Regions from separate parts of the Homo sapiens genome. Here region 1 is linked to region 2. A link is a contact called in ENCODE Hi-C data. All regions are on one chromosome and are shown on one strand. Each heading gives the region's core, a stretch centred on a gene start or an enhancer-like site at or near the end of the contact. The rest is flanking DNA. Distances are from core to core; before and after follow the strand shown. Region 1 overlaps TRAPPC12 (trafficking protein particle complex subunit 12). Region 2 overlaps MYT1L (myelin transcription factor 1 like).

What was found. Hi-C counts contacts between places; a loop is a spot of excess contacts on that map. Pooled maps may share reads with other maps.
Region 1: a map of A673 shows a loop between it and region 2 (4-fold over the local background). The contact joins two enhancer-like sites. A Hi-C loop is called at or near these places in 4 of 168 maps with a recorded cell type or tissue (A673, chondrocyte, esophagus muscularis mucosa and 1 more), 1 of 37 single-sample maps with no recorded cell type and 10 of 50 pooled maps.

Annotation. Positions count from the first base shown.
Region 1 is chr2:3,460,788-3,463,487 of GRCh38, reverse strand. The region is part of intron 8 of TRAPPC12 (trafficking protein particle complex subunit 12); the gene reads right to left. Among named protein-coding and RNA genes, the nearest start is that of TRAPPC12-AS1, 21 kb to the left of the region's middle. RefSeq lists an enhancer at 1,933-2,700. Within about 2 kb of position 1,432, at least 8 of the 41 ENCODE cell types and tissues checked have a DNase peak (open chromatin) inside an H3K27ac peak, as active enhancers do; they include A673, where a contact is called at or near this core.
Region 2 is chr2:1,853,597-1,856,296 of GRCh38, reverse strand. The region is part of intron 18 of MYT1L (myelin transcription factor 1 like); the gene reads left to right. Among named protein-coding and RNA genes, the nearest start is that of PXDN, 110 kb to the right of the region's middle. Within about 2 kb of position 1,321, at least 2 of the 41 ENCODE cell types and tissues checked have a DNase peak (open chromatin) inside an H3K27ac peak, as active enhancers do; they include A673, where a contact is called at or near this core.

The DNA.
Region 1 (2,700 bases), core at 183-2,682, 1.6 Mb before region 2:
CACGTGCACAGGCCTGGGAGCCGTGTGAGAGGAAGCTGGATTCCAGGCCGGGGGCAGGCGCGGCAGAGAAGGGATCTCGGGGGCCCCTGCACCCGCCGGCAGCCACTCCCACCAGCTCAGCAACAGTAGCGCTCGCCAGTCCCTCAGGTGTGAACATGACACGTGTCTGTGTGTCCGGGCTGCAGTTGGGGGAAGAATTCTGGGGCACTTCAGGGGGCCCATCGTCAATACAGCAGATGAGGATTTGGGATTGTGTTACAAAGTTTCCTTAGGTTGACGGTTACTTAATGACTTTATTTACTGAAGAGGAAACAGCCCTTCACAGGTAAAATGGCCAAAAGAAGCTCCTCAAGAGAGCTTAACCTACTCTCCAGATCCTGTGGATTTGGCTTTTGTAAAGGACATGAATGACTTACTTCCAGGGACAAGTCTATTTTAGCTCAATCTTCACCATTTCTTTTCAGCAGCCACACGTGTTTACAGGCCGTGAAACTAGATTTACAACCATTCTGCAACCAGCAAGGACTTCTGCAGTCTAATTTCAGCAAGACGGAAGGTAGCTGATGCAGCTGCGTGCTCCTTTCCATCATGTGCGGAGCCACGGCGGGTTCTGATGTGCATACTGGCGAGCTGTGGGGACACCAGGAGGGAAGTGGCCTCCCAGGGGCACCCGGGGGAGGGGGGGCCCAAGCCACCTAAGGTGGCAGGCACCTGCATCCATATGGTCTGCCAGTGCAGGTGCCCTAAGGCTACAGTGAGGCCTAAGGAGAGGAAGAAGTATTTAAAAAGTGAAGATAGTGACATTTTCAATGCTTTATAATACATGCCACTGTGCATTATAGCATATCATGCAGATTTATCCAGGGCTAAAACGTATGAATACATTTCATTGCTAAGAAGTTAAATTGGTATTTATTTCACTGTAATAAAAATGTTATTCAAGATAATTAAATGGCTGATTAAATAACTCATTGTTAGCCCATATACATAATTTAATTAACAGGATACCCCATATTATTAAGATCACACACTGTTGCAATACCCTGTATGCTCACTAGATGGCAAGAGAGTGCATATGCTTGGCTTGGCTTTAATTGCAACATTTTTGCCTCCTTTTTTTAACTCATGAAAATGAAAGCTTAAGCTGAACTTTCAAATTAAATCATGTCCATTGTAAAAGTATTTTTGAAATGCAATAATATGTTCTGTACTGAGTCCCAGCAATACAGGAAGAAGACTCACATTCGGAGCCTGGTGGTGGTGTTACTACCACAGTGCCACAAAGAAAAGCCCATTCCGTCGTTTTCTATTAATGTGTCTTAAAATGCAAATGAAAGCCCGCCAGTGGAACAGGGAACTTTCCTCCCTGGGGAGTTTTAGCCCCATGATTAGTGAAACGTCAGTCCTGTGAATTTATAATTGATTCTTCATGTCTTTGCATAAGAATGTTCCGGCAAGCTGGTGACTTTCAGGTGACGCTGACAATGCCCTCAGCAGGTGGAGGCCTACTGCGGACCGCCCAGACCGCCAGGTGGGGGTGTCAGGGCTGGCCACAGGCAGCACAGGGAGAATGGCCTGTTTTGGGAGGCAGAGGGGTCAGGCCGGGTGCTTCGGGGTCACCTGGTTGCTGGCCAAGCCTTGGGTGGTGAAGAGGCCACCAGGGCAGGGGAGCAGGAGGGCCTACTTTTCACTCCCACTCAGAGGTGGGCAAGCCCTGCTGCAGAAGCCAGAGGGGGCTGGAGAAGGGAAGGGGGCGGGTGGGAGGAGGGTGAGGACCAGAACAAAGCACCTGTGCGGGCCACCTGACCTCAGTGGGACTATCTCAGGAGTGGCAGCGGAAGAAAAACCTGCTCTGAGCAAAACCACAGAACTTGAAAACCGTAATTTCCTTTATCCAGTGTGTTGAAGGAGAGGAGAGAGCTGTGTGAATGTCAGAGCTGGGAGGGATTTCAGAGATCTCAGATCTATGCCCTTATTTTAAGGAGGAGGCTGAGGCTTGCAGTAGTGCGAGGCTGCGTCACGGTCGCTTGCTACCGAGGATGAACAGGACGCCGAGTCTCCTTGTGCGTCCAGCCTGACGTAGACGCAGAAGCGCAAAGGCAGCGGCCCCGCACTGGGCACTGGGGCTGCGCTAAAGCCGGGGTGCGGGCTGCACGTCTTCCTGATGGAATGCCTGAGCCACTGATGGCTGTGAATCTATACCCGCACCCAGCCTGCTCGGAGCAGTGCCCGGGGTCACAGTCACCTCTGGGGATGCTGCAGGGTCCGTGCATAAAGCAGGGCTGCCACTTCAGGGTTCATGACAGAGCCCGTGAGCACAGTTCTCCGCTGGTAAATTGCCTGCTCTGCCTTGCTGAAAATCAAGCTCAGGAATGACCTTGGCCCCATGAAAGCCGCATGGGTGTGGGAGTTAAGGTCGCTGTCTTCGAACAGCCCAGGAGGTGTTACGAGCACTGCTCCGGAGCGCCTGCTGCTAGCTGATTCCTGCAGTAGCTCTCAGTACGCACAGCTGGCTGCAGGGACACTAGCTCCACACAGGGCACCCTGATGCCCAGTGTGGGAGGTGAGCCAGGTGTGGGGTGCGTTCCAAACAAAGAGAGGAGCCAAAAAACACCGTTGCACAGGCTGGCGAGAGCCAGGAGACACGGAAAAACAGATGACAGCCTCAGTTCAGCTCCTTGATTTCTAAGCTGTTTCCCT
Region 2 (2,700 bases), core at 72-2,571:
GTGAATAGTAAAGACAAGGCCAGGAGCACAAAGGGGACAAGGGGTCAAGTCCAAGGGTTCCTCAGATGCCTCAGATCTGCAAAAGCAACAGGAACAGATGTTTCTACCTGACAAGGGCTCTTGCCTTAAAGTCAGAGTTCCAAATGCTTCTGAGCGTCCCTGTCTTTTACTTTTTGTTTTCTTGTTGTTGCTTGGGTGGTTTTGTTTTGTTTTGTTTTGTTTTTTTAGAATTCGCCTGAATTCTGCACGTTGGCTGTAATGTAAATACTGCTTAAAATATTTTATTATGATTTTTCCATCACCACTCGTAAATGTCTATACAAGACACATTTTTTCAACCAGATAGTAATATGTACAACCAAAAGTTATTTTCTCTTAATATGTACAACCAAAAGTTATTTTTTCTTCAATTCTTCTTCCTTTTTTTTTATTTTTTATTTCTCTTAAATTCTTAATCTCAGGCAAACCCATGACCAGAGATGAAGCAAGATCAGGACTATTTTTGTCTTGAAAATATCCGTGGGGCAGCTCGTGTGGGTTTCAAGATTATTTGTTCATCATCTTCTTTCTCCAGTTGTTTTTAGCAATAGTATCTTTGGAATAGAAAAGAAAATATATACATATGTATATATAACCAAGCGTTTTATTTAATGCAAGTTTACACCTTAACCATCTACAGGAACTTAAAATAGCCTTGCTGTTATTGTTCGTGGTAACTGTCAGGAAAGCAGGCGGGGCGCTAGGTGAGTGGTGCTCTTTCCAACCCCACTCTGCTCCCCAGCAGCCTGAGTGCTGCAGCGCTGAGAGCCGCAGCCTCCCTGAAAGGGAGCTGAGAGGCCGTTTCCATGGAAACCCAGTCAATCTCTTCTGCCATTTCCAAACCCAAGCTGTGCAGCACAGGCTGCCATCTGATTCTATCCACGGGGGATGCTGATTGTCCCACCTGGGCTTCCTTCGTGGAAAAGGCAATGCTCCTAGATGGGCAGATACAAATCGCGTGTTTGTAAATCGATTTCACGCCACGCCCGTGGTCGAGGATCCTGGAGCTGACTCCGTTTGAGAGGCGAAGATCCCTTTTGTTAGATGAACAGTCACTTCCCCATCCATCGACTTCAGAACATTGTATTTTTTTAATGTTGAGATTTCTTAAAGCTAGGAAATTTGTATGTAAATCTATGAGTTTTTAAAGAGCCTTAAATTCTTGAACAGTAACATAAAAATGGATACCAAGAGCGGTTGGAAGGAGGAACCCTTGAAAAGCCATTCTGGGCTGCCTTATGTGGTCTAGAAGCACCACCTAAAGACGGAAAAGCTGAATTACCACCCCCGAAAACCGGGGGCTGGTTATCTCAGGGAGACACAGCCAGTGTTTCCAGCATGTCTCTGCTCTGGGCGCTAGTGAGGACGTTGAGGGCAGCCTGAACTGTGGCGTTCACAGGAACCTATGCAGGCGGGTGGAGAGGCGTCTCAAGAGAAGGAGACGACGTCAGGCCCAGGAGGACTGTGAGCCTTCTCGGGCCAAACAGCTTCCCCACATTCATTCACGCGGCTAGCAAGTGGCACGCCTGGGATGAACGCCCCACCCGCCCAACTCGAAATCCTGGAAATGAGAACAATCCTTTTAAGAGAGAAAAGCCTCCTTCCAATGATTTTTTTCTTCCTCAGTACAGTGAAAGCTCTAAAAATGAGCTAAATCAATATAGTTTTGTTTGTTTTCATGATGAAAAAGGACATTTTAAAAACTTTTTTTACTGAAACCTAATTTGATTTTAAAATTAAGGGCATAGCACTCATCTAACCCCATTGGTGTAGACTTCAGCAGCACACTTGCTATTTTCCGTTAATCTCATAACACAGATACATTTGAGCTTGCAGTCTGCACCTGAGTAGTGCTTATTTAGCGGACTTGGGTAGAGCCCTCCATATGTATCATTAATCTCTTTACATAATCACATTTAATGATGGCCCAGTAATCTCAAAAAAAGCCCTACTTTAAAGACTAATCAATAAACAAAACAAAACTCACAGTGTTCCCCCGCCACCCTCCAAGTTAGCAGTTGTGAGTTGTATTTATACTGAGACCTAATGTTTTCAAAGTAGTTCAGGTTCTCCAACAGCCCCATCCCACCCGAGAAATGCAGCAAGAGTCATCAATTATTTTATTCTACCCTCCCAAATTTTATTAATCCAGTGTTCTTTGGATTTTTAAGATATAAATTGGGAAAGTGCTATTAATAAGCTTTTTAAAAAGGCATATTCTCCTATAACAAGAAGGACACATAAACCAAGCAATAAAAGTATTTGACAGGACATTAAGTTGCCACAGGTGCTGGTTAAAACACCTATTTTCTTATCAAACAATGGATTATACTTTCATAAATGACATTTAAACACATAAAAACTACCACAAAAACTTTTATAGGTAGTAAAAATATGATTTTCACTGAATTATTTGGCTATAATATCTCACTTTAAATTTGAGCAGAAGAGTCAACTTCCTTCTGCCCCAACAAAAAAGAACATCTCAAAAATGTTTAGCCATATTAAAATGAATAAATTTTAAATAAACATGCACTATGTACTTGAATTAGAAAGTTTAAGAATCTTTTTCTTTTCTTAAGCAAAAAGTAATACCAAGTATGTATTGGTGGCTGGTAGGAAAAATTTGTTTCTTGATACATTTTTAATACAGATACATGC